Regions from separate parts of the Mus musculus genome. Here region 2 is linked to region 1. The links are chromatin loops, found by intact Hi-C in ENCODE. Cell type or tissue: left cerebral cortex. All regions are shown on one strand. Each heading gives the region's core, and the rest is flanking DNA. Links, peaks and the distances in the headings are about the cores only.

Region 1 (15,377 bases), core at 2,328-10,327:
AGACACACTGTGGACGTGCCAACTCTTACCAAAAACAAAACAAACAAACAAACAAAAAACCAATCCATCAGGACTGGGTTAGAGGTCCAGATATTTAGTCTGTTTTCAACGTGGTGTGAAACATAGCAGCATGAAGGCAGGCATGATACTGGAGAGGAGCACAGTTCTGCCTTCCAATCGGCAGGCAGCAGAAAGAGAGTTGGAAGGAGCTGGAGAGATGGCTCAATGGTTAACAGCACTGACTGCTCTTACAGAGGACCTGAGTTCAATTCCCAGCAAGTACATGATAGCTCACAGCCATCTGTAATGGTATCTGATGCCCTCTTCCGGTGTGTCTGAAGACATCAACAGTGTATTCACATATGTAAAATATCTAAACCTAAAGGAGAGAGTGTGGGTATGAACTATCAGATCAGGTTTAAGATTCTGGATCCTCAAAGCCCAAGCCAGTGACAAATTTCCCCTAAGAAGGTTGCATCCACTCTAAGAGGGCCTCCTAATGCTATTCCCTATAAGCCTATGGGAGTCATTTCCATTTAAACCACCACAGACTGCTTCTCTGTTAAGTGTGTCCTTACTGTAGTCACATAAAGATTATTGAAACTCTCAAAAGAAGTCCAATTCTACATGTGGTCACTGAATAAATCATTGAATACATCTTCTGTAAAAGATTCCTGGTTTCTCCCAGAGATCAAACAAATTTCCCACAAGAATGTCTGCATGTGAAAACCTTGAAGTCTAATCTGAAGTCCAAGCAAATAAATGTCTCCTTTGTTTTTATTTTTATAAGTTAAAAGGTCTCAGGGAAATTATATTAAGTATAAAAAATTAAGAATTATAGAAGAAAAAACAATCAGAAAATAACAGAACAACAGACCTGCTGGGTAGTTGCTGTAATATTGTCACTAATAAAAATCAGATAACATAAACATTATATAATAAAATGAATGTACTGAGTGTATATCATTCCTGAAGCAGATACACCTACAGATACAGTCATGAGTGAGTCCTACATGTGTGTCTCTCAATGGTATAAATTCATATGCAAAAGTACACTGAGCTTCCTAGGTCCCATTGTGACAAAGGACTGCAGCTGGGTGTTCAGTAGGCAAGCATCCTGCCCAGTACTTCCCCCTCTCTCACTGGCAGGCCATGCATGCCCTGCTTGCATCCTGTAAGGACTCAAAGCTTGTTATAACCAAGTATGCTTTTCTAGTATTTCAGATTTTTACACTATTTTTCTCACCGCTCTGTTGGTCTGTTGTTTTTCTTCTATTATTGTGACTAGTTTTTTCTTTTTCTTTTTTCTTCAGTCTCCCCGAGTTTCTCCAGATTTTTAAAGATGTATTTATTTTATTTACATGAATATTTAAAAATTTACATTAATTTTAACCATGAGTTTAATTTGCCTGGAAACATCTCTGTCTTGATGTTAGCCTTTGAGACTTTAAGTAAAAAGATGATTGTTTTGTCTGAAAATAATTTTAATATATTCATGCAGTCCACGTCACTGTATGTTGGCAATATAGCAGTAAGCAAGACCAGTACCAATATTTCCCATCTATCTTCCTGTTGCAAGATTAACAATTAGAAGCATTTAGAAGACAGTATTCACACCCCTAAGTGTATAGTTGTCCATTTTTTTGTCCCTTAGCCTGGTTTCTGTGTCTCTGTGTCGTTTGGAAGCATCATTTAGTAATAAGAGATGGCCAGATGGGATACAATCTCCCCAATTTATTTGTCAATTTCATTATGAACTTCATGTATGAATATATTTTACAAAGCTTCTACTATATTAGGCTTCCACACTCTCCCTCAAGTGGTCATTAATTTTAGCATACTTATCTCTCTTCATATTCTCTTCCTCATCCCACTTCTACCTTCCAAACCCCACTGAATCCTCTCATCATAGTCCCTCTCACACACACTACCCATAACTATTTCCCATAAGTAGGGAGGTCTAAGTGACTCCCCAATCCTGTATGCCTAACCTCTGTGGTTCTATGGGTTGGGTTATCATAGGCTCAACAGCTAATATTCTCATATAAGTGAATACAGACCCTATTTGTCTTTCTGAGTCTGGCTTACCTCATTGAGGATGATTTTTCTAGTTCCATCCATTTATTCACAAATTTCATGGTGTCGGTTTTAACAGTAGCATAATACTCAATTGTGTAAATGTACCAAATTTGCATTATCCATTCTTCTGTTGGGTGATACATAGGTTCTTTCCCCCAATTTCTGGCTATTATTATGAGTAGAGAATTAATGAACATGATTGATGATTTCCACCGTGGTAATAAAAGTTTATTCTCCCACCAGGAATGAATGAGTCTTCCTTTTACTCTGCCTCTTAGCCAACATAAGCTGCCACTTGTTTAACTGATCTTGGGGCTGGATCTTTTAAATTTCTCCTCCATGACAGGTTCTCAAAGAACTGAGATTTTACTACCAGGTGCCTAAGAAGAAACACATTTATAATTTTTATTGATAGCTATGTGAAACTTTCTTAAGTGTTGTTTATAGAACACCCATTAAAGTTTATTTTCTAAGGAAGAAGCTTGGAAACTACCGAGTAAATCCTCCTTTTACAGTCTCGAAAAACTTAAAAAAAAAAAATAGACTCCATACCCAGCAGTAGATGACCAAGACAAAATAAATTCAAAGATATTGCTAAAGTTGTTTCTTGTTTGTTTCATATTGCTTTGTTTGGGATTTTTTTTAACCCTTATGGTCTTTTACATCTCTCTCACAGTTGTGTTTTTATAGGTTTCGTTGGTGTCTCTTCATGTATTTGATTTTGTCTGCTTGCTTGTTTCTTTTTTATTCTAGTTTGTTTGTTTGCGTGTCTGTTTGTTTTCTAAACATAGAGAAAGAAGATGTGGAGTTGGAAGGGTGACAAGGTGGGACAAGGTGGGAAGAGAGCACAGATAAGATATATTGTATAAAACTATTTTCAATTACAAAATAAAAGTCCTAACATAAGAATCCTTCTCTATTTTTTACCAAAATTCACAAATGTGAATATTAGAAATGCTTCCCATATGACATTAATTTCTCTGAAATGTCTCTGGCACTTATGAGATACTTCAGCCTGTATGTGTTTATTCATGCTTTAAAGGTTATATTCTGCTCTATATCTCTCCCAGTCTCAATTTGCAAATGCTTTCCCCTTAATGTGTTGGTCTACTGGTTGCATTTTGAAACAAAATTATTTGGTGATCTTACCCTTCAAGACCTTTCCTTTTTAAAGCAATAGTATGGGAAATATCCATGACAGCAGAAGTGCCTGTCCCTCTATCAGTGATAGCAGGGGACCCCCACTCACATTCTACATGAAATGTCACTGGCACTGTGGACTACAGCTCAGTGCCTATTTGCACCACTTCTCCCAGCTTCCAATTTATAGTTAAGCTCCAGACCTCTAGCAGTAGATACTTGAAAATGATTCCATTGACTAGTTTGCCACCCGCACAGTTAACCAGAAAATTCTAAGCATTTCAAAGCATCTAAAGTGTTTAATAAAGTTACCATTGCTCCTCAAAGATCCAAGGAAAGTTAGCTACACTTATTTTTAAAGTTACAAATGATTTTTTAGCAAATATTTATTTAAAAATTTACAAATTTGCTAGTCCTGCTGGATCTCAGAAGGCCAAGGATTTCAACTTCTTGGCAAGAATAGACTATATATAACTAGAACATTTCTTTAAAAAAACTAATAAAGAAATTATTGATTAAGTATTATGGGTCAAGTAAGAAATACTTTCTTTACAATATTTGCCTCTGTCTGTATAACCATAAAATACCAATCTAGTGATAACTCCACCTGATTTTCATTTTATATTTTATTCTAGTGAGAAAGAGTCTCGTCTCATCGTATAACCCTGGTTGATCTCTTTTTGAACAAAATTAATATTTAGAAACAATCTCATACTAACACCTTCCTCCCATTTTGCTTCCTCAAACCCAAATTACAGAAAGCACATGTGATCTGCCTTCTGTGATATCAAAGCAATGTAGATCTGAGAAGCAAGGGCTTGGGTGAAATTTTCTCTCACTCAGAAGTAATTTTTCAAAACTGATTTTTAAAAATATTCACTAAAGACTGTCCAAAAGATATGATCATTAAAGATTTTATGATGAAATTATAGTAGAGCAGTAGAGTCATGCTCTCATAGTAACAAAAGGTGTCATCCTGTCTTATTTAAGGTTCCATGAGCAATAAACCTTGTGATGGGTAAATGGTCCATTGGGAATGGATAATGTCCACCATGCAAAGGTTTTCTCCTCCAGATAGAGTCTCTCTTTTTCCATCACCCTGAGAGAAAGAATCTTTCACTGTCACCCCAATTGTCCTTTAACTCACTATGTAGACCAGACTGGACTCAAATTTATAGTCTGCTGACTCTGTCTCCTGAATTCTGGAATTAAAGGTGTCTGCTACCACGCCTGGCTTTTCCTTCCTTCCTTCCTTCCTTCCTTCCTTCCTTCCTTCCTTCCTTCCTTCCTTCCTTCCTTCCTTTCTCCCTTCCTTTCTTCCTCTCTTTTTTCTTTCTTTTTCTTTCTTTCTTCCTTTTTTCTTTCATCTTTCTTTCTTTCTTTCTTTCTTTCTTTCTTTCTTTCTTTCTTTCTTTCTTTCTTTCTTTCTTTCTTCCTGTCTGTCTTCCTTGCTTGTCTGTCTGTCTTCTTTCTTTCTTTTTCCTCCCTTCCGTCTTTCTTTTTTTATTCTCTTCTTTCTCCTTTGTCTATTTGTAAATACAGGATAAAAATAATTCTGAAAAACATAAATAATTCAAAATTGTTCTCTTTCTGGCTTCCAAAGGAACTAAGCACCACCAGGCTGTGAGGAGTGTGTTAAGTACATGATGGAAAAACTAAAGTTAAAAATATTCATGTCCACTTCACTGAGCTGGCAGGAACAGTGCTTTCCTGAGACTCAGATAAGTATTTTGAGACGGTGACCAAAGTTTAAATGGTGTGCAAAGTTGTTTGCAGGTAATTTATTCATCAATAAGCATTAATTGAACTGCAACAATCCCCAAATTATAACTTAGTACATGGGACTTCACATTGTTAAATATGTTTCATTCTGGAATGAGAGATGTCAGGGATTGATTAATCTCAAGGACAATTATACAAGTTTTAAGGTGTTACATTTTCATCTTTTATTGTTGTTGTATTTAAAGAAGATAAAAAAGAGAAAGCCAAGGATAAGATAATGTAATGGGGGCATTAAAGGGTAGAGAGGATTTCCTACAAGAGAGCCAATGTGAGGAATGGTTGTAATGAAAGAGAGTAGGTAAGTTGGAATTAGATTGTTAGAAGGAAGAAAGGAGCAAGAGGACTAAACGTTGATGAGATTTAACAGACATTTTAAAAAGTCACAAACCTATTCCAAAACCTGCCACCAGAGGTCGCCATGCTAGGTGAGTTTGCTTTGAAGCCCCGATTCTTTGCGTTTATTGGACATTACCTTTATATGTGTCTGAAAAGGAGGTGGGGTTAATAACTCACCTCTTTGTAGTAATAAACTGCAGTAAGTATGCGTAACGGGAAACGTGTGGGTGTGCCGATCCAGACTATACCCCAGAGCGCTCTTACCCAAAGCGCATGTGCCCAGAAAAATAAAGATATAGATGAGAAAGCCGGTTTTACAGTTTCCCTTAGAAATTCAAAACCCTGTCTCACCTTCGCATCTGTGTTTATCTGAATTTGTAAGAGAATTTTTTAATAGATATGAATAGGAGATAATGTGAAATTAAATAGAATGTGAACAAGAGAAAGTTCTCCATTTAGGAATCTTTTCTTCAGGGGTTCCGTTAATTTGTACATTTTTGAAGTGCTAAAACTTTTTAGAGTATTTCTAAAGTTAATGGGTGTGGTAAGAGGTAGATGGTCAAAATACTCTTAGTCATAACATGGTTTTCAAGAACCAAGAGAGGGGAGGGATGCGTTTAAAAAAGAAAGAAAGAAAAGAAAGAAAAAGAAATTGAGCTGCTAGTTGTCGTTTGAATCTTCAAAATTCCTACAGAGGGCGGTGTTGCCTGTTCAATGAAGGAGGGAACGGTCCCTGGGAAAGATTTGTGGCGAAATAGCTGGGATTTTTCACAAAATGCCACATCGAAGAATTAACAAGGATTTCTATTATCAGTATGCATTTCTTCGGATAGTTACCCATGTATGTATGTATGTATGTTTGTATGTATGTATGTATGCACATATTTTAGGTTTGTTTTGTTTTAAATGAAGTCGGACTTATTTTTAATGTTTTGTAAAGTGCTTAGATAATTTTAACAAATACTAAGTACGTTTCTACATTATATATATATGTATATATAATATTAAGATTTTTAAAAACACAAGTGAAATTTTGAAATTCTACATAAATGAGGCTTCAAAACAGTCATGGTGGCACACTATATTACCTATTTAAATAGTTTTATGAGTAAAATTATATCATCAGTTTGATTCGGTTTTAGTAAATGTTAAAGTTTATCTCAGATTAACCAATGCTATGCTCCAACGTGATTTTAAAACATGAATACACGAACTTAGAGAATAATGAAAGCTTTTTCCAGATGCTGTTTGGTTTGGGTTAAGGTTATCTTTAGACAATTAAAACCTAGCAGTTAAAGATTTAAAAAAGAGGGATGTAAATTATCTTGTTAATAAGTTTGTGCCTGGGGAATTTTAATTTCCAAATCTATAACGTCTATCTTTCAAATTATCAAGTAGAGGATGACTTAGTGAAAGAGTGTGGAATCCACTTTAAGTCCTTCCACACAACGACATTAAGAGGAACGATTTCCTGTCTCCCAACCATCTCTGGTGGCGAAAGGGAGACATATCTGCTGACGCTGGAAGACTAGCCTTGTTCTGTGTAGTTTAAGAATATTTTCTTTTTAGTAGAGGGAAGAGGGGAAGGAAAGAAGAAGGAAGGGGGAAGGAAGGAAAGACTAGAAGGAGAAGATCTAAAGAGAAAGAAGGAAAGAAGGGAGGGAGGGAGGGAGAAGGGAAGGAGGGGTTAGAAGAAGGAGGAAAAGAAAAGGAAGAAAAGAAATCCAACAGGGAATAGAGAAAAAGATGTGTTTCTCAAGTTCTGCCTGAAGCACCCTGCATTTCCTTCATTTGACTTACAGTAAATTAATAATAATAACAGTAACAATAATAGATCTACAGGACTGTTCATTGCGAGGTAGGAGTCCTCAGCTTGGCTGTTAGGAACCGCTGTCTTCCTCCTAGTCTATCTGAAGCCTTCTCCTACTCACGGAGCCTCCGACCCTGCCGGAGCTCTAGAATGCACTGGAGTTTAAAGACAATCTCCCTTTACAGATTCACCCTCATCAGGTTTAATAACTTCCACCCCAAATTACCCCAACCCTCCTCATTCCCTCCTGTCATTTATTTTCTGCCCCAGGGGCCAAGATCTTCTTCAGTGCCTCCCTACTGACTCCAGGGAACCCTCCGAGAACCCAGAAAGGGTGGAAAGATGGGGAGGAGAGGGAGCTAGTGAATATAGAATTCCTCATGAAATTAAAAAAAAGAAAATCCTGTGCCTTACAGGGTGCCCACTTGAGGGTAGGTTAGTGGTTAAACTTTGTACTTGTTGTTATTTATGCTTTGAAAATATTTTTTAAAAAACTAAACTTCAAAAAGCACATATTCAAAAGAAAATCTACCCCAATGCAAAATGGCCAAACAATATTTGCTCTTGTACATCTTAAAACATTTCCCACTGTTTCCTTAAACAGTACAAAGCTTAAACCTTCTCAAAGATTTGGGTGTTCTTGTCTCAAGTCTATCAGATTAAAATCACAAATTACAGGCAATAAACCCAAATACAAAATGTTCTATACCCCTGTTAAAGGTCTCAAGATTAACATTGTGTGCTTTGTTGTTTCCAACATGTAAAGGAAGAGAAAAAACTTAATAAAATGGAGACTCCAGGCAAACAGAAAGACACCAAGGAACCACTAAAAATATAGAACAATCCCTAAAGCAACAAGCAATATAGATTGTAGGGTCCACAAGATATTCAAGTTTCCAAATGTGTTAGACACAATGAGCAAAATATCAGAAACCATTGTGGTAAATAGTGGTGTTATTCTTGTTCCACAATGATACTTTTATAAGGTTGCATCAATAGAGAAATATAACTCAAAGTCAAAAATCTAGTGGTGTTTTTTTAATGCTCCCCTAAATATACAAGAATAGGAAAACTGTCTTTAAAATCTCAGTAATGGTTCTCCTAAAAGAAAAAAAAAAAAAACTATGTAGAAAATTTGGGGACTGATGTGCGTGGTTTCTCATTGTCAATTATTAAAACACTTTAGTTAGTGGCTGCATTGATTCGCCATTTTCAAAACAGATTTTTAATGTATCTATTTATATTTCTCGTTTTGAACCACTATATTCCCTTTAAATGCACGGTTAGTCTGTGGATTCTGTGACCCAGAGGTGTTTATGTAACTAATGTGACTATCTGCGTGTAAATTCATGTTTATGATTTTTTATAATATATATGTGTGCATGTGCGTGTGTGTGTGTGTGCGCGCGCGCGCGCGCATGTGTGTGTGTGTGTGTGTGTGTGTGTGTGTGTGTGTGTGTATGCGTGCGCGTTGTATCTAAGTCCTGTGTGCAATAATGTTTTTCTGTCTGCTGAGGCTTACTTCTCCAGCCTATTGTTTGAGACAACAGATATAAGTTGCGATGGGAGAGGAGCGTCGGATTTGGTGTGTATCCCCCATTTCCAATTATAGATGGATCATTACAGACAGCGGAGTCCTGAGAAACCAGACATCTGCTCCTCACATGAATGCACTCACCTCCTAGAGACCAGGCTGCGATCATGCTCTGGAAACTCGTGGAGAATGTCAAGTACGAAGACATCTATGAGGTGAGCGGACACCCCAGATGCATTTTAGAGCTTTGGAGATAGAAAACTGGAGCTTCTTTGACACCCCAGCTGATATATTTTAAGCTATTTACTCGTAGATTTCTGATCGGGTTTCTGAGGTTTCTTTAAGTTTTCTAAGGCTGGCTCTGGGAGACTTTGCTCTCCAGAAAGGGAACTTTTAAGGTTGGAATGTGAGAAGTTTAATTTAGGAGCTATTTTCTTTTCCTTTTTGTTTTTCTTTCTCTCCGGCTCTCTCCTTCCCCTTGTAGACTCTGGTAGGTAACGTGGAGCCAGGAATTCAGGCAAACAGTGAGGGAAAAACAGTCTCTCCTCATTTTGAGTACGGGACAGAATCGGGTTTTTAAGCCTCACGCCGACTGGGACTTTAATTTTTGCTTTTTAAACTTTTAATATTTTTTTTTAAATCGGTAACCAACGTACGCAGGTAGAGGGTAGATATCTAGGGAGAGCGAGGGGAAAGGAGGGATGTATGAACAAATCCAGTACCGTATGGGAGAGAGCGCGGTTTGTTATTTTTGTTTTGTCGTATTTTGATTCTTTGCGGGTCAGTGGTTCCAAGCAGAGATGGCAGCCGCCAGCGTGTGGGCATTTTTAACGAAGCCTGCCCACACTTCGTGCTACCCGCTACCGGTCCCCAGGCAAGCGCATCCCTCCCGTGCTTTTCCCTCCGCCTTGTCGGACGCCACCGAGAGCTTCCGGAGTCCGCGTCGAGCGAGGCTGTCCGGCTGCCCTTCCAGCTGGCGGGCGAGGGGAAGCGGCCCGGCTGGGGACAGATGAGGGATCCCGCGCCACAACCCGGGAGCTGGGGAGCTGAGCTCAAGAGGAAAGGAAAGTAAGGCTCAAGGGGACGTCGAGAGAGGGAAGGCAGACTCCGAAGCTCCAAGATATCTGAGGATCGGGATTAAAAAAAAAAAAAAAAAAAAAAAGCGAAAGGGGTTTAGCGAAGAGGGAAGCAGAGGCGGGGGAAGAAAAGTTGGAAAGCTACCCGCAGCAGCACAGCAGCACGAGGCTGGGCCACCGGGCAGAGGTGGACAACCCAGACTCAGTAACCGGTTCTGAAAGAAATCTGAACCGTGAGCCTTGTAGGTGTTGGGACAGCACCGCGGTGTTAGCCTTGCTCAGCTAAGAAGAGTCCGGAGGCAGGCGCTAGCTCTGTCCCTACCGCTCTTAACTGGGTCCGGTGTGTGGCCGCGACTCCTCAGGTTTTCTGGGTAGAGCGGCTAGAGCCAGTGGCCAGGGTCCCCCAGATCTGCCATTCTTACGACCTCATTTAGAGGTAAATGAGAAAGTGAGAAAGGTAGAAGAAAAGGAAGTCAAGAAGAAAATGAGAGACAGGAAAGAGGAGGGAGAGAGAGAGAGAGAGAGAGAGAGAGAGAGAGAGAGAGAGAGAGAGAGAGAGAGAGAGTTCTTCTTTCTCGGGTGACCTCAGGTTTCGCCTTCCTCTTTGTGGTAGTGTACTGAGGAACCGCGCCTCCCCGCCTGGTGGGATTCAGCGTCCTTTTATTCCTAACAGGCGGGATTATGTTCAACTCCAGGGCGTTGAACTATCCTAAAGAGAACGTCGCCCATAGTAAACATAGCACTGGCGGAGCTAGAGCCGCGGTGGAAATAGCTCTGGGTATATACATAGAGGAATTATCCTAATCAGTGTGGTGCTAGTTCTTTGGTTATGAATAACATAAAGGGCTAAGTGGAAAATGAGGGAGGGCTAGGCGGGGAAGGGAGTGGAGAAGAGTAAAAGTGGGAAGGGAGAAGAGAAATGGGGAGGGAGAGGAAAAAAGGAAAGGGGGAGAGGGAAAAAATAGGAGGGAAGGTGAGAGAAGGGCCGGAAGGGGGGTAGGAGAAAGAGGAGAGGAGAGTAGGCTTGGGGTGGGGGGTGGAGAGGAGAGAGAGTGACTTGCTCCTGGCTGCCCAAATTTTCATCTGGAAAGCCCCGCGAACCGGCACCCAACGTGGTAGAAGGAGCCTATTTCAGTCTGGACTACGGTTGAAGTTTAACAGAAATGGCAGTCAGGCCAGTTGGACGGGTTCCTGATACATCCCAAAAGATTTTTCTGTTGCCCCTGGCTTTGCCTGGAAAGGATACGTTTAGTGTGCTTGAAGACCAATCACATAGATTTTTAAATCTGGGTTTTAAAATTTTCAGTCTGTAAGCACTAAAGAGAAAAAGGCTGCATTGTGTTCCAAAAGTCCCCATCTCTCCTACGTTCTTCGAAAACAAAAACAAACAAACAAAAAAACTAAAACAAAACAAAAAAACAAAAACAAAAAACCCCACAACTTGGTCTTCTACATTCAGAAAAAGTAGGGGTAGACCGCAGTAAACACACGTAAACAAACAGGCCCACCCATTTTACTCTCCCCCCCCCCTCCGCCCCACCAGATAATCAGGCAGTGCCTTTCTAGTTTGCTTTTTAAATCTACACACCAAGCACCCAAGACTACCACCTCCTCCCCGTTGGGAAAGTTTTCCTCTCTATCCAAGAACACCTACATTCTCTGGGAGACCCCAGCACACCGCCGAATCCAAAGAGCAGAGACTGCCTTACAAGAGCCAGAGAGAGTGTCCCCGCTCAGTTAATTGAAGTTCTGCCTCTTTCCTGCACAACTTTCCCCCAAGTCTGCCTCTGCCAGCCCCCTTGTGTGATTACATCTAGTAATTCTCCACTGAATGAACGTCATTTACAATAGTGGAGGAGCTCTGAGCTCGCTGCTGCTTCACGCTCCATTTGTCCTCCATTCTCCCTTTAAAGTACTCGTGTAATATTAATAGTCATGAATATCAATTATTATGAGGCGGTGTAGGCAAGCGGAGGGAGGAAGGGGCGCCTGAGCAGTCTGAGCCCAGCTTCGGGTGGAAGAGGACTGTTTCTGGAGCCCCAAAGAACCCTGCAGAAGAAAAGAGGCCAAAAAGACAGTAAGAGACGGATGAGCAGGTCTGCCTGTCTGTGACAGGCACCTCCAATCTTCTTGGAGGGGGGGATTTTTTTTTTTTTTTTTTTGATGGCTTGTCCTGGAAACATCTCAAGCCTAGCTCCTGTGTCCAGCTTGCTTCTCTGCTGGACTCCTTGATTATTTTTTTTTAATTCATTGTTATTTTGAGCAGTAACCAGGCTTTTTTTTCCAGATGTTAGTCCACACCTATTCATCCATGGTGAGTTCGGATTCCCGTTGTACCAGCAGTGCATGCCTTCTCCTCTCACCGTCTCTGTCCCTGCATCTCTCTCTCTCTCTCTCTCTCTCTCTCTCTCTCTCTCTCTCTCTCTCTCTCTCTGTGTGTGTGTGTGTGTGTGTGTGTGTGTGTGTGTGTGTGTGTGTGTATGTGTCCCTCCATTTCCCTGTCTTCCTTTGAGTGCCTTTGGCTTGGTAATTTAGCACCATAATTGGTAGAGGCCGCAGCTGCTTCTCTCTGCTTTGTGTGTTCCCTGTCTGAGCTCCTGGAGTAAGCTGGGAGGGCGTGAGGCTGAACCGGGAAAACTTTTTTTGTCACTGAAGTTTGGAAATGTAGATGGCTGTTTCTACAGAAAGAACCAGGGGGACTTTACTGTGTGCCATTTTCATGGAGAATTGGGGGAGAGAGGGTCCTGCTCTTCCCCACTTCTCTCACTTGGCTTAGACCAGAGAGGGCTGAAAGTATGGTGTGGGAGTTATTTCTTCCTCCCACAACTTCTGCTCCTTATTTTAACACCCCGAGTAGAATAGCATGAGAGATGGAAAGCAAGCTTAAAAATAACTCCTGCAAACCACAACTCAATTTAACGTGGGCTTAGGGTGTGATTTCAGAGGAGATCTGTTTCAATCAAACACCAAGTTATTTAATTCCTCTTGGGGAGGGAGGGTAGCTGGAAGCTCATATCATGCAGATTCCTCCCCGCTCTGGGAATCTCCTGCTTGTGTGAGCCCCGGGGCGAGCCAGCTACCTGCCAGGGATGGCAGAAGTTAGTTTTTCAACCAGTCCAGCATCACAGCTATTAGCGAGTTTCATCTGGTGTGATTTGGATCTCCAAAATAAGTAGGGGCAAGAAACACTTAGAAAAGCAAACACCACCCTTAAGTCCTCCATTTTTAAAAATCAAGGCTTTAAGTTATCTCTGTCCACAAACACTTTCTTCTCTTTTCCCTTTTGCCTGCTTTGCACTATCAAAAGATGCCTCTAGGCTGGGTAGTGGGTGAGCTTCCTATTTCTGTTATTGTTAAGTCTCCTGAAGCTTCCCGGTGTGGAGCTATTGACATTTTACCATGTGGCCCTGAGTCAGCTTGGGGTCTAACTAAGATGTAGCTTCTTGCTGCTTCCCTTATCCTAGAAAAGTTGTACAGAAACCCAACTTCTCTCCTCTCTCCTCTTTTCTCCTCTTTCCTCCTCTTTCCTCCTCTTTCCTCCTCTTTCCTCCTCTTTTCTCCTCTTTTCTCCTCTTTCCTCCTCTTTCCTCCTCTTTCCTCCTCTTTCCTCCTCTTTCCTCCTCTTCTCTTCTCTTCTCTTCTCTTCTCTTCTCTTCTCTTCTCTTCTCTTCTCTTCTCTTCTCTTCTCTTCTCTCTCTCTCTTCTCTCTCTCTCTCTCTCTCTCTCTCTCTCTCTCTCTCTCTCTCCCTCTCTCTCTCCCTCCTCCGTACTCTCCTCCTCCCTTCCCTTCTTTCTCCCTTCTCCCCCTTCTCTTCTCCTTCGCTCCTCTCTCGCCTCCCAGGACCGGCACGATGGCGTCCCAAGCCATAGCTCGAGACTCTCTCAACTGGGCTCTGTGTCCCAAGGACCCTACTCAAGCGCCCCGCCGCTGTCCCACACGCCATCATCGGACTTCCAGCCACCCTACTTTCCGCCCCCCTACCAGCCGCTACCCTACCACCAGAGTCAAGACCCGTACTCCCACGTCAACGATCCCTACTCCCTGAACCCTCTGCATCAGCCCCAGCAGCACCCGTGGGGGCAACGGCAACGCCAAGAAGTGGGCTCAGAAGCCGGCTCTCTCCTGCCCCAGCCCCGGGCAGCCTTGCCCCAGCTCTCCGGCCTTGATCCCCGAAGGGACTACCACTCTGTCCGCCGGCCGGACGTGCTGCTGCATTCCGCACATCACGGCCTGGACGCCGGCATGGGCGACAGCCTCTCGTTGCACGGCCTTGGGCATCCCGGCATGGAAGACGTGCAGGTAATTCCAAACAAACAAAAATAAACATAACCGATAATAAAAGAAGAATGCTGGGGGCGCGGGAAGGAAAGGAGGAGGGGCGGCCTGGTCTTCTCTGGTTGGGGGGGGGGGGGAGTTGTCATCTTTAGAACCGGACCAACCGGACAGGACAAAAGTGTGTGTTTGAGTGTGTGGCTACAAGGTGGTGGCGGTTTCTAGAGATCCGTGTGTGAATGACAGGAAATTAATTCTTGAAGGAGGAAATATGTTCGTGATAGTTTACAGTCATTGCCATCAAAGGCTAATGTTTTCATCTTGACTCAACTACTGGACTTGTGCATTCTCGGTTGCTTTTTGTGGAGAAGTTGGCACCAGGAGTAACCCAGAGTGAGCCTGCCCCGCTGGCTTGGTGGGCAAAGTGCTGGCTATCTGCAGAACAGAGTTCTAAGCAAGAAGACACAAGGGTCACCGAAGGCTCCAGGTGTTTTCTCTGGTGTAGAAGGCAAGGAATAAAACTGCACTCTGCAAAACAGTGTGCTTATGGTCCCTTTGCTCTGAATTTCCTAAAGCTACAGAGCCCCTTTCCCAAGCAGAATTCTAGGGCCATCATCTGACCATGGGGATCTTTGCTCAGGGGACCGACACAGAAAGCTGACATTGGATTCTGGAGTCTATGAGGACGATAGCATTTTGGAAATTTCGTCTCTTTGAGGGCCAATTAATTGATTATAAAGCAATGTTCCCCATCTTCCCCCTCATCCCCCTCCTCTGACAGTTGTCGCCCCTCCCTGAGGTTACAATGCCTCCTCAAGAGGCATCATGGGTTTATTTTTTAAAACAAAAGGTTCAAAACACCATCTCTACCCACCCAGTGTCTCATCTGCAACCTACACAACAGGAGGCTCTCTTGGATGAGGATAGTTGGTTAAATTAAACAAAGAAACATCAAAGAAACGATTCCTAAATACTGTCAGGGTGATTCTGAACAGTTCCGCTTCACCTACCCTCCCAAATTTAACCGAGTCTCCAGAAAAGATAAATATTGTTATAAAGCATTTAATTGACACTTGGATCTCATTGCCATAGTTGAGTTTGTTATGCATCATTGTAGACTTACTTCTGGAGCAAAGGAAAATGAAATGGAAAAGAGAAGGTAGCCAAGCCCTTAAAGAAGTGTGTGTGTGTGCGTGTGTGTGTGTGTGTGTGTGTGTGTGTGTGTATGTGTGTGTGTGTGTGTGTGTGTGTGTGTATTTTCAAGAACAGGCAAAACGTGGTGATTGTCAAACACCATCTCCATGTGGCCTATGATGCTTCATTGTTTTAGAGGAACCTTGTTATTAA
Region 2 (15,377 bases), core at 2,585-10,584, 99 kb before region 1:
AAAAAAAAAAAAAAAAAAAAAGCCACATGTCTGTTTGCCTGCGGCTTATTATTAAGACACCTTCTCAGCTTAAACACTTAAAAGGGAACCAAATGAAATAGCAATTAAGACTGAATTACCCTGTCTATCTCTGAGATGAGCTGGTGGGGCCAACTAACCCTCCAGGTTTTGGGTGTTTTATTTTTTTCCCCCTTGAGTAGGCAAGTTTGCTGATAAAACCTAGCATAGCCTCTATATCTTGAGCTTGTTGCTATCACACACACACACACACACACACACACACACAGAGAGAGAGAGAGAGAGAGAGAGAGAGAGAGAGAGAGAGAGAGAGAGAGACCTTCAAGACACTAGATAACTCAGTGGATCAGCCTAAATTTTGGATGAAGTATAACTCTAAAACTGTTTGAAAGTTGAGAAACCTAGAAGAAATGGAAATAGGTGTGTGTGTGTGTGTGTGTGTGTGTGTCAGTGTGCGCTGTTGTTCCCTGTCCCTTTCCAGCACCCTCTTTGTAAATGTAATGCAAGTATTTGGGGGTCCTTTAGGGGTAATATAACTGCTTCCTGTTGTTGAATGGTCCACACTCCCACCTTCCAAAATAGAAATAAGGAGAGACAGGCAGACAGACAGACAGATACAGAGAGGGACACAGAGAGGAGAACAAATAAAAAAACCAAACAAACAAACAAACAAAAATCACACTGTTTAAAAGAAAAGGGAAAAGAAAAATAGTAAAGGGGGGAAAACAGGCTGGGTTGGGGAGTGAAAGACATTTACTTAAGTGTGCAATATCCTCACACATCTTTATTCTCATACATTTTTCCAGTTGTCCTACTTCTTTGTAACAGAAACTTAGGACTGTCCATCATGATTATCTATCTTAAAAACTGCTTAAAAAAATGTTAGCCACCACCTGGTGTTGCCTTTCAAGGACGAAGAACAGAAATTCAATGTAAATATGAGAAAAGGGGTATTGTTTTCACTTGGAAGAAGGCAGACATCCCAACTGGGCAAGACTGATTGCAATGCCTGTTGGAAAAAAAGATCAGCTTTCAACATCCAGGGAGTGGAACCAATAGGAACAAATGCCCAGTCATGTAAAAGAAAGGTTTAATTAATATATGTTTCTGTCTGTAAGCTGCATGTATTGGGGATAGATTTCTATCTTCGCAATAAAAATGTGTAAATGCTCTCTGCAGAGATGCGTCCTCACCTCAGTCGGTATAGAAAAGCATGATAAAGGTTGTGGAAAATGGATAAAAAATGTTGAAAGAACCCCCAGTTCCTTATTAGGCGAAGATACAATATTTATTCCTTGTCTCATGGGATAAATCTCTTCTGCCTATTGTCCTCCCCGTTCTCACTGCTGATGCTTAATTTTCAAAACTTCTATATTACCAAGGGACCTACGACATCAGCCAAAGAAATTCTCAGCAAGTACAAAATCTGTTCCAGGGAGCTGCTTTTGTGCAGAGGGAAAATTTTGTTCCTACAGGTTTTTTAAGTGGGTACGAGGCAAGGAGCTATCTGATCCGGGCAAAACCATTACAGTTTAGATCTCTATCTACGGAACATTTTTTTTCTTCCTTTAAAAAAAATTGGAAAATACAAGAAGTTTTGGATTTTTTTTTCCTGATTCTTTTTTTGGAGGGGGAAATTGCATCGTAAGCTTTTGGAGAAACCCATCATGTCAACTACCTTTCCCGGACTAGTCCACGATGCGGAGGTATTATTACTTTTTTGTGTGTGTGTGTGAGCGCGCGCGCGTGAGTGTGTGAGTGTGTGGCGGCGGCGGTGGTGGTGGCGGTGGTGGTGGCAGCTTCCCCTGCCTCTAATCTATATTGGACCGTTACGTTTAATTATAATCTGGCTTTCGGGAGAAGTTACGGAAGGGAACGGGAGAAAGTTCGTTATGACATCTGTCGCAGGGAGGGCAACTCTCCTCCAAGTTAAGCACCATTTGCAGTAATGAGGGAGAAGCATAATCCTAACAATAAGTGGGGACGAGGAGAAAGCTAGAGACACAGAAAGGATTCTCCGAAAAGCAAAGAAAGGGGACTGATGAGGGACAGTAGGTGGACGTGGGGGTTGGGGGGTGGGGGGGAAGAACGCAGCGCATCCCTTTCAGAAGGGGTTTATTCAAGAAATGGCACACAAGTGGCTATGGGGGCGAGCAAGTTGAACAATTTGCACGGACTGGGATTTTTAATGTACATGTATATATACCTTTATATTTGTGGACGGTGATCCTTTTATTTATTTATTTTTTTTTTAGCAGCTCAGGCTGAACACCTCCGCATGGCCAGGAGGCATTTCGGTGCTAGGGTCTGGCTGGAGTAGCGATGTGCATCCTAGCGTTTTCTGCATGTGGACTCTCTTGCTCCCCTAAGCCCCCAGTCACCTGCAAACCTGACTCCCAACGCCTAGCTCCAGGCACAAGTTGAGAATTGAAGGGTGTGAGTGTATTTGAGTGTGTGTGTGTGTCTGTCCGTCTGTCTGTCTGACTGTGTGTGCATGTGTAATGTCGCCCGCACCTATATAGGGTGGGGGATTCCCCCCACCCCACCCCGCTCTCTCCACTGTGAAGACGAGGCCGCCCACCCCCAGTTCAACTGTTAGCGAAGTCTGCTTGGTGAAGGCACTCACTGAGTCCGGCTGCTCTCCGGAAGCCCAGCGCGCTCTCTCCTCCTAGGGAGAGACAGGGAAAGCTCCCGACTCTGGGAGAGTGGCGCCTTGGTTGCAAAATGACAAACCTCAAGTTTTTCTGCTCTCCCCTTTCCCCCTCTTCCTTCCAGATACGTCACGACGGATCAAACAGCTACCGTTTGATGCAGCTTGGCTGTCTGGAGTCCGTAGCCAATTCCACGGTTGCCTATTCCTCCTCCTCTCCTTTAACTTACTCTACCACCGGCACCGAGTTTGCGTCCCCCTACTTCTCCACTAACCACCAGTACACCCCGCTCCACCACCAGTCCTTCCATTACGAGTTCCAGCACAGCCACCCGGCGGTCACTCCCGACGCCTACTCTCTGAACTCGCTCCACCACTCACAACAGTACTACCAGCAGATTCACCACGGGGAGCCCACCGACTTTATTAACCTGCACAATGCGCGGGCTCTCAAGTCCTCCTGCCTGGACGAGCAGAGGCGGGAGCTGGGTTGCCTCGATGCCTACCGCCGCCACGACCTGTCCCTCATGAGCCATGGCTCTCAGTATGGAATGCACCCAGATCAAAGACTCCTGCCAGGGCCCAGCCTGGGGCTGGCCGCCGCGGGAGCCGACGACTTGCAGGTAAATAAGCGTGCAGCGGGTTTGTCTGCGCCCTCCCCCTGCCCTCCCCCTCCCGCTCTCCGTTAATACTCTAGCTTTAAGTCTCTCTCTCTCTCTCTCTCTCTCTCTCTCTCTCTCTCTCTCTCTCTCACACACACACACACACACACACACACACACACACACACACACACACTCACTCACACTCGCACACGAATTAGAAAAAGTCATGAGATTACAGGAGGACTCTGCCCACTGGGTTCCTCTCATTGGATCAATAGCTGAGGTCCCTTTCTGGAGCCAGTCACCAGAAGTCTTTTGTGAATCTACGTTTCTGACACTGAGAGGATAGGTGTGTGAGATCAATGGAGCTGGCTTTGAATCTAGAGGTCTCAGAATAAGATTCCTAAAAGCTGAGGTCCACTCAATTGTATTTTCAGTTTCCATAATTTGCAGGGTCTCCAGCGTTGGCCTAGACAGAACCTTTAGGGGAGTCTCCTGATGAAAGTCTCTCTCCGGGAGGAGAGAGGTTGTTTGTTTTCAGGAAATTGTTGGAATCATAAGCTTGAACCAAAGTTTCACAAGCATATCAGATTGCTGTGCCAAGCAAGTAACCCCAAATGACAGCCTCAAAACAGCCCTAATAACATAATCTGCACAATGCACTTGCCAAGGTACGGCCGTGCTTCTCTGTGCCTGAGCATACAGGAGCCCGGCAGCACTCTTTATTCTTTCCCTTCGGGTCTTATGTAAGATGCAACTCATTGTACTGTCAAAAATGAGTAAACAAAGGAAGTAAGACAAAGAGAGAGAAAGCGGAAAGGAGGAAAGGAAAGACAGCAGGCTGAGAAGAAAGGAAGAAGAGGAAGGAGAGGGGGCAGAAACAAATTCAGACACCTTAGAGGCCACCACTTCATCAAATCTCCTACTTCACACCGCTTCCACATTCGGTGCCAACAACAGAGTTTTTAATTAAGTGGTTCCATTGTCTTAGACACATTTCAGATCAATAAGCCCTGAGATCTAGACTAAGAACCCAGAAGAGTCAAACTGGAACTTTCTTATAGTGGAAAGTACACCTCTGCCCGTGGCAAGTCCTTCCTTTTTCTGTCTGCACAAAATCTGCCACCTCCACTTTCTCCTGACGACTGGGAAGATATTCCAGGAGCACAACTTGGAGACAGAAGAGATCCCTTGTTGCGCACAGAATATCTTGCCCCCTCCTCTACCCCTGAGCAAGAGATTAATTTTAAATTAAAGTGGGAGCCCTTACACTTACAACAAAGAGCCAGAATTACAAGATTCATGCACAAGAAAAAATATTTTACTCCTAAAACGTTGACCTTATACACTTATATTCACAAAATAATTTTATACGCTTAGGACTTTTTTTTTTTAACATTTTCCACAGGATCCCCTTATGTCTCAGGAGGGGGAAAAATCTGCCATTCAATGCTTAGCTCCACTAAAACCTATTTACTCCTTTTAATAGCCACGTCTGTTGCTGATTTTTTTGTATCTGTACAAATTTTTTTTTTCTGTGCCAGGCACAAAGCTGGGTATTTTTCAAAAGAGAGGATTAGAACATTTGCAAGCACCAGACAAAGGCAGAATCCTGTGTAAAAGGACACCGTAGTTTATCCAATTTTCGACTTAGTGCCATTCAACTGGTCATTTATGCAATGTCATCTGACCAAACAACATGTTTTACTTATGAGGGGGGAAGGTTTGTTAAGTGATGAGACCAAGGTTTGTTTCTTCTAAGAAAATCAGCATCCTAACAGTGCGCCAGAGAGAGAGGGGAATTAGTCCGCTTCCTTGGAAAGCTCAGTTTTCTTTACCTTTTACACTTGAAATCTCTTTTACAAATCTTTATTTCAGCCCATCTCTTATATATTTATTATTTCTTTTATTTTTACTACTCTTTTCAGAGTAATATTACTCATACTGAGGAAAAAAATCACTTTAAAATACTAGCTGAAACAGTGTGGCATATGATGTCTGCACGTGTGGTCATAATGACTTCTGTAGGTGTATGTCAGTGCATGAATTATAATATGTATGAATACTAGGACAAGCTTATAAATCGATAAAGTTATTCTAGTCCTCTGGATGTACTTGGCAGAATGAGACAGAAAGAACCACCGCTATATTTAAAACAAGAAGCAAAGAGAGGAGGGAGTGTGTGGGGAAAACCTGTCTCTCCCCTTTCATTTCTTCCTTTTTAAAACATTCATCAGCATATGCCTCATTTCAAATGCAACAAATGTAAATATACTTTTCCCTGCACAGAATTTTAAGTGAAAGTCCAATGGTTTGGAGGGCGGTCTAAGTCTGCCTAACAGATGCAAACGGTCCTGTGGCTTCGGTTCCATCTTTGAGTCTCCTAAAAAGATTTGCTATGGCCAACAAAGGAAACTGTCACACCTTTTCCCATCACCGCTCTAATTTATGCTCAGGCTCCAAGTTTTTTTTTTTTCATATTGATTTGATAATCACTTTAAGGCAGAACATTTAAAATAAGAAAGAACTGGTGAGTAGGTTGAAAAGGGGGGTCTTACAGGCTTGCCTCAATATGGTGAAAATGGGGAGGTAAAAGGGAGCCAGGGCTGTAAAGGTTGTTTTGTAAAGTGGGTTTTTATTATGCACCGACTCTCTCCGCATTTACTTAACTCTTCACGGGCTGTTGGATAGGTTAACACCCTTCAAGGCCTCTTTCATGTCCAATACCTCGTTTGTTTGTAAAGGAAAATGAGCTTTTAACACATTTTGATTCTGATGGGGGGACGAGACAGACACAGGGAGAAAATTTTATTTTTCTTAATAAAAAATTAGTAAACCCTTCCCAGTTTTCCAGCTCAAATGATCACACAGAACCTTGGGAACCTAGGGATCGGTAGGGAGTGAACCTGAAGGTGTTTCCTCTACCAGGCCCATTTTGGATAGGATTATGTGATGCTCCTGCTTTGGGGGTAAATGGAATCCTTCTAAGATATTCTGATCCCTCCATGTGAAATTCTTCCTCTTAGCTTCCAATCCCAGACTTGACACTTAAGCTATAATTTTCTTCACCCAGGAAGTGGTAAATATGCGCCTGTGTATATGCACTCGCTGAGACTCAAAGTGCTTCTCATTCTCTTACTCCCAAATGAAAAGCTCTTAAGCTTTCTAAAGTGTAATATTGGGGAGGGATGTGAAATGCATACCTTAAGATGAATAGAACTTTTAGATTGTAGGGTTTGGGGATATATATACTAAAACTCTGTTTGCTGTTAAGCGTGCTCCAGCTCTATGGTGCTTTGAATGGTCTCCTGAGAAGGGGTCAGGGATAGGCTAGTCTAAAATGCTTCACCCACATGGTCATGCCTATGATATTTGAATGCTTCTCTTTCTTTCTTCTTTTCTAAAGGGTTCCGTGGAAGCCCAGTGTGGGATTGTTCTCAACGGCCAAGGGGGGGTGATCAGAAGAGGTGAGTAGGAATATCTTGGTCTCAAATATTAGTTTCTAGACTGTTTCTTTGTTTTGAAGATCTGGGGAGACTTGGAAGCATCAGATTCTTTGTCTGATTATTAAGAAAGGAATTATGTTAGTCAGTTATTCTAGGTCCATACAGGCGTATCTACATTAAAAAGCCTCCTTTCTTCCATTGACACTTAAGTGCTAGGTGAGCCCCACCTTTGCTGGGGACTCTCCAATACTCCTCAGAGCATGGGACAGCATCAAAGTTAGGGAGAAAATTACTGGGATTTAAAAAAAAAAAGTTTTCACACTTCTTTTCCTTCACCCATACCACATCCTGGAGCAGGATTTCTGGTTTCTTTTAGACCTAATGTGCCAGCCACAGCCTGAGTGTTTGGGGTGATGGTGTCAGCTATGGGCCTTAAGGGATTCTGTGAAAGGCTGTATCATTGACGCTTTCCAGGAGGCTAATGAGTCACCAATATTGTAACTGCCTTATTATTATTTTTGAAACGTCCAGAACATTTCTTTCTTCAAGGGAGGGTGGGAGGAGGAGGTAGTGTTAATGTTAAGTGTACTGGATAAAGCTTTCTTGTTCCCATCTGTTGAGGAAAACATCTGAATCCAGAGAGTTACCCATAGCATTGGAAAGGGGGGTGAGGGGAGAGAAGAGAGCTGTTGCATTCAGCTGAGGCACTGAAGGGAGCTGTATCTCAGATGTTCCATTTTGACAAAAGGTTTTGAACTATGACATTCACAGGGCCTCAAGGCAGTACAGATTTTTACTGGCTTTGCTGCTTAACTGTACCCAGAGCCTCTGAAGTTTATTTTTCTAGCATGCCCAGTAACCCGAGGAGCGCATGAGGCAAGAGGGACCAGCTGTTATCCCAACTTCATACGAATTAATAAGACAGCCTATTCACCAAAACTAATTCCTGCTTCAGGGCCACAGTTGTCTCTAGTAACCAAACTGCTAAACTTCTGATGGTACCAAATAGCTCCCTTAGACCATCTCCATTATTTCAAAGCTAGATGAATGATTTGCTTTTGGGGGTGGGGGGTTGAGAAATTCACTCTTTGAAAACAGTGGAATATTTTGTGTGAAAACACAGATTTCATGACCCAGGATCCACTATAAACATTAAGAGAGAAAAGAAAGGAAGTTTATCTGTTGGAACTTGGCTGCTCCAAAAGTGTGTGCCTGCACTGTATTTTGAGTTTAAAAGAATTACTCGAATCTGTTGTTTCACACTTTTGAGGCTTCAAAGCTAGTTTTTAGCATATAGATATCACTTCTTATAGATATTTAAAAGAGATACTATTAAGCTTTCCAGTCAGGCCTGAATTCAGCCATATTGAAATTATATAAAACAGAGACAAGTTTATAAATGTTAAATTTAACCACTAATAAGTTTTGGACAAATAAAGCATACACCGTGAAAAGGTGGGGGGGAGGGGGGCTCTCGGTAAGTCTTGCTGATTGGGGTTTGTTGGGAAGGAAAAACAGTAAAGGTGTGGCCAAGCGCTCAGGGCGCACAGGCACAGTGGTGCTGAAGGACAGCGCCACTAATTAGGGAGCGAAACCGGCTGCTAGCAGAGAGAGCTTTCCGGCGCACTTAGTATATTCTATTTCGTACTTGCTAAAATGCCTCTCTCAACGCTTGACTACCACATCCAAACGATTGTAGACAGCTAAAAGGATGAATTCCAGGTTGGACGCTGGAACTGTAGGTGCTCTGGAGTCAATAAAGTTTCCGGGGACGGCCTTTCATCTGGCCATCCAAAAGGAGCTAAGCTTCGAGGTGTCTAAAAGATGCAAGTGCGCTTTTCATAACGCATCAGAAGTACGGAAGTGGAGTTCCTCGGGTGATGTTTTCTTGTTCTTGTGCAATTCAGTACATATTTGTTTCACATTTAAAAATCCTTTTCTTAGCCTGGTATTTTAAACCAAGCGTTGATTGTTTAGGGGAAAAGTGCAATTCCCAAGGGAAAGGACCTGGAAATTTGGAGTTAAGCACCATCAAGATCTGTAGCCCCCCACCTCTGAGTAACTCAGATCCAAGCATCAGAGTACGTTTGTCCATTTTCGCATGTCTTACAGGAAGGATGGGAGCAATCTGGACTCTAGAGAGATAGGGGGCAGGGAGAGTGTTTCCTGACTCTGTAGCTATCAACGTGCACAATATCCAAATGGATAACAAGGACTTTTATATTATATCAGTGCTGCAAGTCCCCTCATGTCAAAAGACCCAGAAAACACCTTCTCTTTATTGGCATGGTTGCACACAGCGAACTCTTAAATCAATAACTCAGCTTCTCTCAGGTTCATCAGAAATAGAACATGTAAGTGTTAAGCTATTCCCTTCCCATCCCCTCCTATGGTGACAATACCCGTTCCTTTTCCAATCTACACGTTACAGGCCATCCTCTCTTAAAGTAGTCCTTTTGTTCCATCATTTTCTTTCTTTTATTAAGTTCTTGGATACGTCTATATTCCTGATGGTATCCAGCATTTACAATATTAGGAAAAACATATTTACTTCTCAAGACACTCCCTCTCAGGGTGTGACTTGAGTTAAGATACCACCTAGGTGTGCAACATGAGAGAGTGTAGAAAGAAGCTGGTCTGACTTGGAGATGGGTGGAGAGATGGGGAGTCATTGGTCCCTAAATTTGTAGTAAAAAATAAATGTTATTTCTCAGACTCACTTTGGTGTCAATTACATTTTTCCCCCTGTAAACGAAGGCTTGATAACCGAAAGATAATGTAGACAGACCAGGGAGGCAGCAGCGAGGTAATTACCACCTAGATAAAATATTTGCGGCCGCCTCAGAGGCCCGCTCCCCGCGCGCTCACTCCCGGTTAATGGTGTGCTCGATTTTGCCCGCAGCTCAGCCACTCAGACCATCAGAACCAATAATCTTTACTTTACCCTGCACTCGCGTATCGATAGCTTCTTTCGCCTCCGGCGTTGGCTTTGATATGTTAATATTTCTGAGTAACAAATTCTGCAGAGATCATATTAATGTTGTTCGTACAGAGTGGAGCTTTGCCTTCGTTGAATATTCAGACAGTGGGTTTCAAAAGGCATCTCTCGAAGAAACGGGGCTTCTATTTACAGGAGTCGCCTATGTTTTTAATCATTAAAAAAAGAAAGAAAAAAGAAAGAGAGAAAAAAGGAAAAAAGAAAGAAAGACCCACTTCTTTTTTTCCTGGTGACTCTTCTGAGGCGACCTGGGGGGCCCCTCCCGTTTGTCAGACACCCAAGCCCTTTTATTTCTCACAGAGTATTTAATAATAAAATAATGATGAGGACCTAGACGGTGACTAAGCTAATCATGAATGGGTTCATGGTGGAATCGCGATATGGGGTTCACTTGAATAAAGGGCTCTAGTCTTCACATACTTGAGGAAGGAAGATAAAAACACTCAGAATTCCTGTATGTGGGTGGAAAGTGACATTTTGGCCCTGATCTCTTTTGTGAAGTCGGGATGGCAAACTGGAAAAAAAAAAAAAAAAAAAAAAAAAAAAAGGTGTGTGTGGGGGGGGGTTGGAGGATGAAAAAAGTGTAGAAGGGGCAGCGCCCTTGTTTCACTTTGTGATCATCTCCTCTTGCAGCCCCAGGCTAATTTCCAAAGCTTAAATACCACTATAGCCTCTGGGCCACGCTGAGTGAGAACCCACTGGCCACTTGCAGTCACAAGCACTTTCCCAATTGCCCTTGGCTACACAAAATACAAACTACTTTGAATCAAAACATTGTAGGGGGGGGGAGGAATTAATATAATTTGAACTCTGCATGCTTTAAGGGAGCAGGAGTGTATCAGATCGCTGAGGTGAGTCACTAGCCAAGACTTAGGCATTTATACTGATGCAAACATTGTCCGATCTGATTTAATTCTTTTTACAAAATGCAGTCGCTCTTTCTACCAATAATGGATAGGACAGAACTGACACTTCCTGTATTTTTTTGTGGACCTCAAGGCAAGGCGACTGGCTTGCTCTTCCTCCTTCCTCGAAAGGACAAGCTCCTTGCTTTGGTTTTTTTAGTACTCTCCTGGGCCTTTGGTTGGACCTTGGGATCACTCCTTCTTGCAGCCATCGGAAGGAGCAAAATAGAAGGTATCTTACTCTCTCCTTCCCTTTGTCAACGTTCCATCAGTGAGTGGCTTCCTGAGTCTCTTGTAGTTATGCTGGCTCAAACTCATCCATCTCTTTGGTTCTTCCACCCTTTCGAATGAAAATAGAGCAGATGACACACTGGAGACTTTATGGGCCTCCTTAATTCTAAAATGCACATACATAAGACTTGAATTCAATCTCTTTTCTGTGACCTCCAAAAAAACACATGCTCCAAAGCATGGTTGGTTTGTTGGATAGTTATTTTTTTCTGAGAAAAGAAGGTGCTTTGCTACTTCCCCCTCCTCCTCTCCCTCCTTCTCCCCCCACCCCATTCTTTCCTGCTCAGGAAAATCACCAGGACCCAAAATGAATCCCTGAATCCCTAAAGACATACCAGGACACACAATGAGACAACAGCAATCTATCTGGTACCCAGTTCCCTTTCTTTTGTTTGCTGAATGTAGCTCTGGCCTTGAAAATAAACGACAGCTATTTGATGTACTAACACCTGTAAAAGCACAGTCTTCCTTCGGAACCACATATTATGCTGCTGGCACACCTCAAAGGCCTGCGTGATGGGAGCTAAGTCCCCACCTCTTTGCTGTTTGAATACAATTAATATCTGCTGCCATAGAGGGAGGGGCTTCACACAGGCAAGGGTAGAGACTTGGTAGAGGGAAAAAGTCTAGAGGGGGAAAACAGACCAAAAAGATCCTACTCCACCTATTAGACAAGAGTACCTCAAGGAAATGAAACCGAAAAACAAACAGGGACAGGAAACTCTTACTACCGCTTACACATTTTAATGTGTCAAGGAAAAATAAAAAGAGCGATCACTGGAGATGAAAAAGGGGAGGAAAAAAAATCCCTACCATTTGTATTTTTTTTTTCATTTGAATTGTAAACATCTGTTTGGCTGTAAGGCGAACGGAACATTTATTTCAGCTCCTAAAATTTAGTCTAATTATGTCAACACCAATGTTTGGCAGAATGGGGCGGTGCTGAGGTGCTACGACTTAGCTGCGCTCTGAGGCCTAGGGAGCTGAAGCAAGGTAGAAAGTATTGATCACACCTGCAGAGGCTCCAGGGAGCCTCTTGGCACAACTGGGTGTGTTCTTAGGGGTTGTTGTGACATGGAAAGTCCTTAGCGATAATCACTGTTTTTGTTTTTAGTTTTTGTTGTGGTTGTTTGTTTGTTTTTTGTGTGTTTTTGTTTGTTTGCTTGTTTGTTTGTTTTTGCTCTGCTCTACAAGTCTGGGGTGAGGATAGGTTTATAGCGCTTAGCTTTCCATTAGGTATATGGTACAAACTATGGGTAAATGAATATACAACTACACTGCACTGATCCTGTGATGTGGCAACTGTTCACCACAGAGTTGATGTTGGGTACCATTACTCAGGCTGCTGAGTATGCATCTGTCCACTTCCTGTGACACCTCATCAGCTAGAGAGGGAAGTAGAACAGGTGTGAACACCTTCCATTGTTGAAGAGATGAATTGAGGAAAAAAAGGGGTGTTCTTGCTAATACAGCAAGTTCCTTTTTATCACCAGTGGGTTTTTTTTCCCACCAACCTATGGTCTTAATACAGAAGGATAGATCCCCCAGACTCACCAGGAGAAATGAAACTCCAGCCTTCTTCAGGCTATAGATCATCCCTAGTATGAAGGACAGTTTAAACCTGTGTTCTTCTGTGCCAGGGGTGCTCATAGCTACAGGATTTGGCTAACTTCTTTCTGTTACTTAGACAGAACTGTGTTATTTATTTATTTATTTATTTATTTATTTATTTATTCATTCATTCATTCATTCATTCATTCATTCATTTAAAAGAAGGACCTAGACAAATATTCTGGAGATGATTCTTGACTGCCTATGTAGTTACTCACTAGAATCTACAGATCCCTAAGAAACAGTTCTCTCCAAACTTTCTAACACTGACCTCCTTAGAAATACTGCTTCTCTATGTATATTGCTTCTCTATCGGGAGGATGAGAACTCCTGAGAAGTTCTGTACGCCCTATCTGGCTCTGTCAACAAAGGCATTCCCAGGTGGATTGCTGAAGAGAAAATCAGTATTTCCCAATATCTATAAGAGCTGGGGGGGGGGGCATCAGAGGTACCAGGATGACCTTGAGGGGGAACACAGAATAACTACTGTTGATGGCTTGGTGCGATCCACTTCTGATTGTCCTCTGTTTTCTCATCAACACTGTTGGTCTCAGTTCCCTTGGCTAGGTTCTACCATGTCACTATTTCCCTTACAAATACAACACCCAGGTTACATGACTTTATTTTTTTTTTTGTCTGCCCTCCTGGAAAGTAACCCACTGGGAAGAAAGATATCAGGTTCCCCAAGTTGATGTAAACTCTACAAGTTGCCCAATCTTTAGCTAGAATAAGAGAGTTCCCCAAGGCTGCAACGATGCCACGTATCAAAGCAACAGAAATTCCCTTTAAAGATTCCGTGACATAAAAAATAAAAGAGTGTAGAGTTGATGGATAATCCTGAATACAAAATAAATCCTTGAGGCAATTTGTGTGTGCATAAAGTACATTCTTAATATGCAGCCCATGTAACTTACCTAGTACATACTATTTTAGCATAAACCAGAAGCCCAAGATGGATGGAGGAGCAAAAATACTCAGGGCCTGTAGAGTTCACAGATGGCTAGGTAGTTTACCCAGAGAATGTACTGGGAATGAATAGTTGTTCTCAACCAAGCCAAAGGGTGATAGATTCTCAATGCAGGCAAACTAGGTTTAATTCATCTTTCAAAATTTATAAAGATGTTTTTTCTCTCTAAACTGGGTTTCTAGCCAATGGATTACCAAGTATAAGAAACGTCTAAATTGTACTGTCCCACTCTTTCCTAGCCGGAGGGAAATGCTCAGACACTTAAGACTAATTCTTTAGGATTCCTCTTTCCAAAATACTGGCTATTGTACAAGGAGAGATGCTCAATGTTATGTCTGCTTCTGATTCATAGTGACTGGGGGAGGTAGAGGCCTTCTTTTAGGAGAAGAGTAGATGGATATTGTATATTCACATTTATCTTTTATTGAAATTACCTTGAGTTAATTTCATGAGCCTTTGGATCATTCAACTTTTGAGAGGTGACTCTCATTTCTTCTTAAAGACATTTTTTTATCTATAAGTACAAAGTACAATAATTAATTAAAGTGACTAAGTGGCTAGATAAGAATCTGTGAAATCTTACTAGCATTTTTGCTATAACTATTACTTTTGAAAACCTGAAAAAATTCAAAGTGGGAAAGGATTAGTAAATGTGCATTTTCTACCTGTTCAAGAAGGTAATTTGCAGTTTTTTGTTTGTTTGTTTGTTTGCTTGTTTTTACTTTAAGACGGGGACTTTAGTTTTACAATTGACAGAACTTCTGACCTCTTAGTCATTAAAACCTAGGACTTGTTTCCAGAAAATGGCATGAGGAATTTGTTGCAATGGACAGAAGATTTAGCCAAGGATGCCTTGGCATTGTATCCTTCCCTCTTTTATATCAGTGAAACACTAGGGCTTATAAACTAGTTCAAAATCATTAAGGGAGGAAGGCCTTTGACTATTGGAAATTTCAAATGGAACTTAGGTAGGAGGTTATTTAATGGAGCACAGGCAACTTCTCAGTGGCTATGCTACTGAAAGGACTAAAATCCATTCCCCAGGACCCATTAGTTGACAATAGTTCCTTGGAGACAGGGAGGCCTCATGAATGGCTCCCTTGCCCGTACTCTGATAAATAGTACCCTACCTATGTTCACTATAATTAAATACTAAATTCAATGGATAACACAGAGAGAGTAAAAGCAGGGAGAAAGAGAGAATGCTGATCAGGGAAGGTAATAGGGGCAAAAATGACTACAATTCATTAGGAATGTGAATGCAACTGTCAAAGAAAAATATATAAGAGAAAGAAAGAAACATGGGTCCTTTTAAAGCTGCTCAGAAGAATTTTAAACACCACAGGGATGTAAATATTTTAATATTATTTCTTCCAGGTAGGGAAGAGATCCTTTTACATATTTTAGTGTCCTTCCAGGTTTTCTTAGGTGATGTGTCCAGGGGACACCCCTGAGACTGACAATCAGAGAGAGTGTCCTTGCTGTAACTGCTTCTCTGTATTTATTGGTTGAAGATAATAGGGGCATATTCTAGCCCAATACTTCTCAGACTTTAATGGGTCTGAGCAGTATCTGACTTTCTTTGAAATATTGCAGATCAGGAGCCAAGATGGGATCTAAGGTCTCACCCTTGGTACAAGTTTCTTCCTAGAAACCCGATATAGATCTTACTCTTAGGAAATGGATTTTAGACAACACTCATCTGCATTTCTCCTTTTCTAATTTCGTATTTCTCACTTTCTTTCCCTCACTGTCTTGTTTTTGGACAAATAACTTAAGCTTACCTACAACTAATTCGAGAGAATTAAAAAAAAATGCATGCTCAAAAAAGACAGTTGTGAAGGACTAAAGAGGTAGCTCTCAAACAGAACCTGGATTCCTTTCCA

Evidence for each region. Hi-C counts contacts between places; a loop is a spot of excess contacts. Peaks named below come from ENCODE experiments on the same cell type or tissue, not always from the same donor. Only the 100,000 strongest peaks of a DNase experiment are listed, where the experiment ranks them.
Region 2: it touches region 1 in a loop (4-fold over the local background); 6 of 42 quality-filtered maps call a loop at or near these places.

The regions. Positions count from the first base shown.
Region 1 is chr1:19,200,353-19,215,729 of GRCm38, forward strand. It overlaps Tfap2b (transcription factor AP-2 beta), which reads left to right and starts at 8,562. Exons shown (of 7, transcript NM_009334.3): 1 at 8,562-8,896; 2 at 13,599-14,057. The coding sequence starts at 8,816. In left cerebral cortex, for the core only: CTCF peaks have their summits at 5,405 (motif pointing right) and 6,021 (motif pointing right); DNase peaks (open chromatin) are centred at 5,462, 6,045 and 8,948; H3K4me3 peaks cover 979 bases.
Region 2 is chr1:19,101,571-19,116,947 of GRCm38, forward strand. It overlaps Tfap2d (transcription factor AP-2, delta), which reads left to right and starts at 1,452. Exons shown (of 8, transcript NM_153154.3): 1 at 1,452-1,724; 2 at 2,794-3,291; 3 at 6,680-6,740. The coding sequence starts at 1,686. It overlaps Gm15825 (predicted gene 15825), which reads right to left and starts at 3,270. Exons shown (of 4, transcript NR_151619.1): 1 at 3,100-3,270. In left cerebral cortex, for the core only: no CTCF peak of the experiment used is centred there; DNase peaks (open chromatin) are centred at 5,726 and 8,542.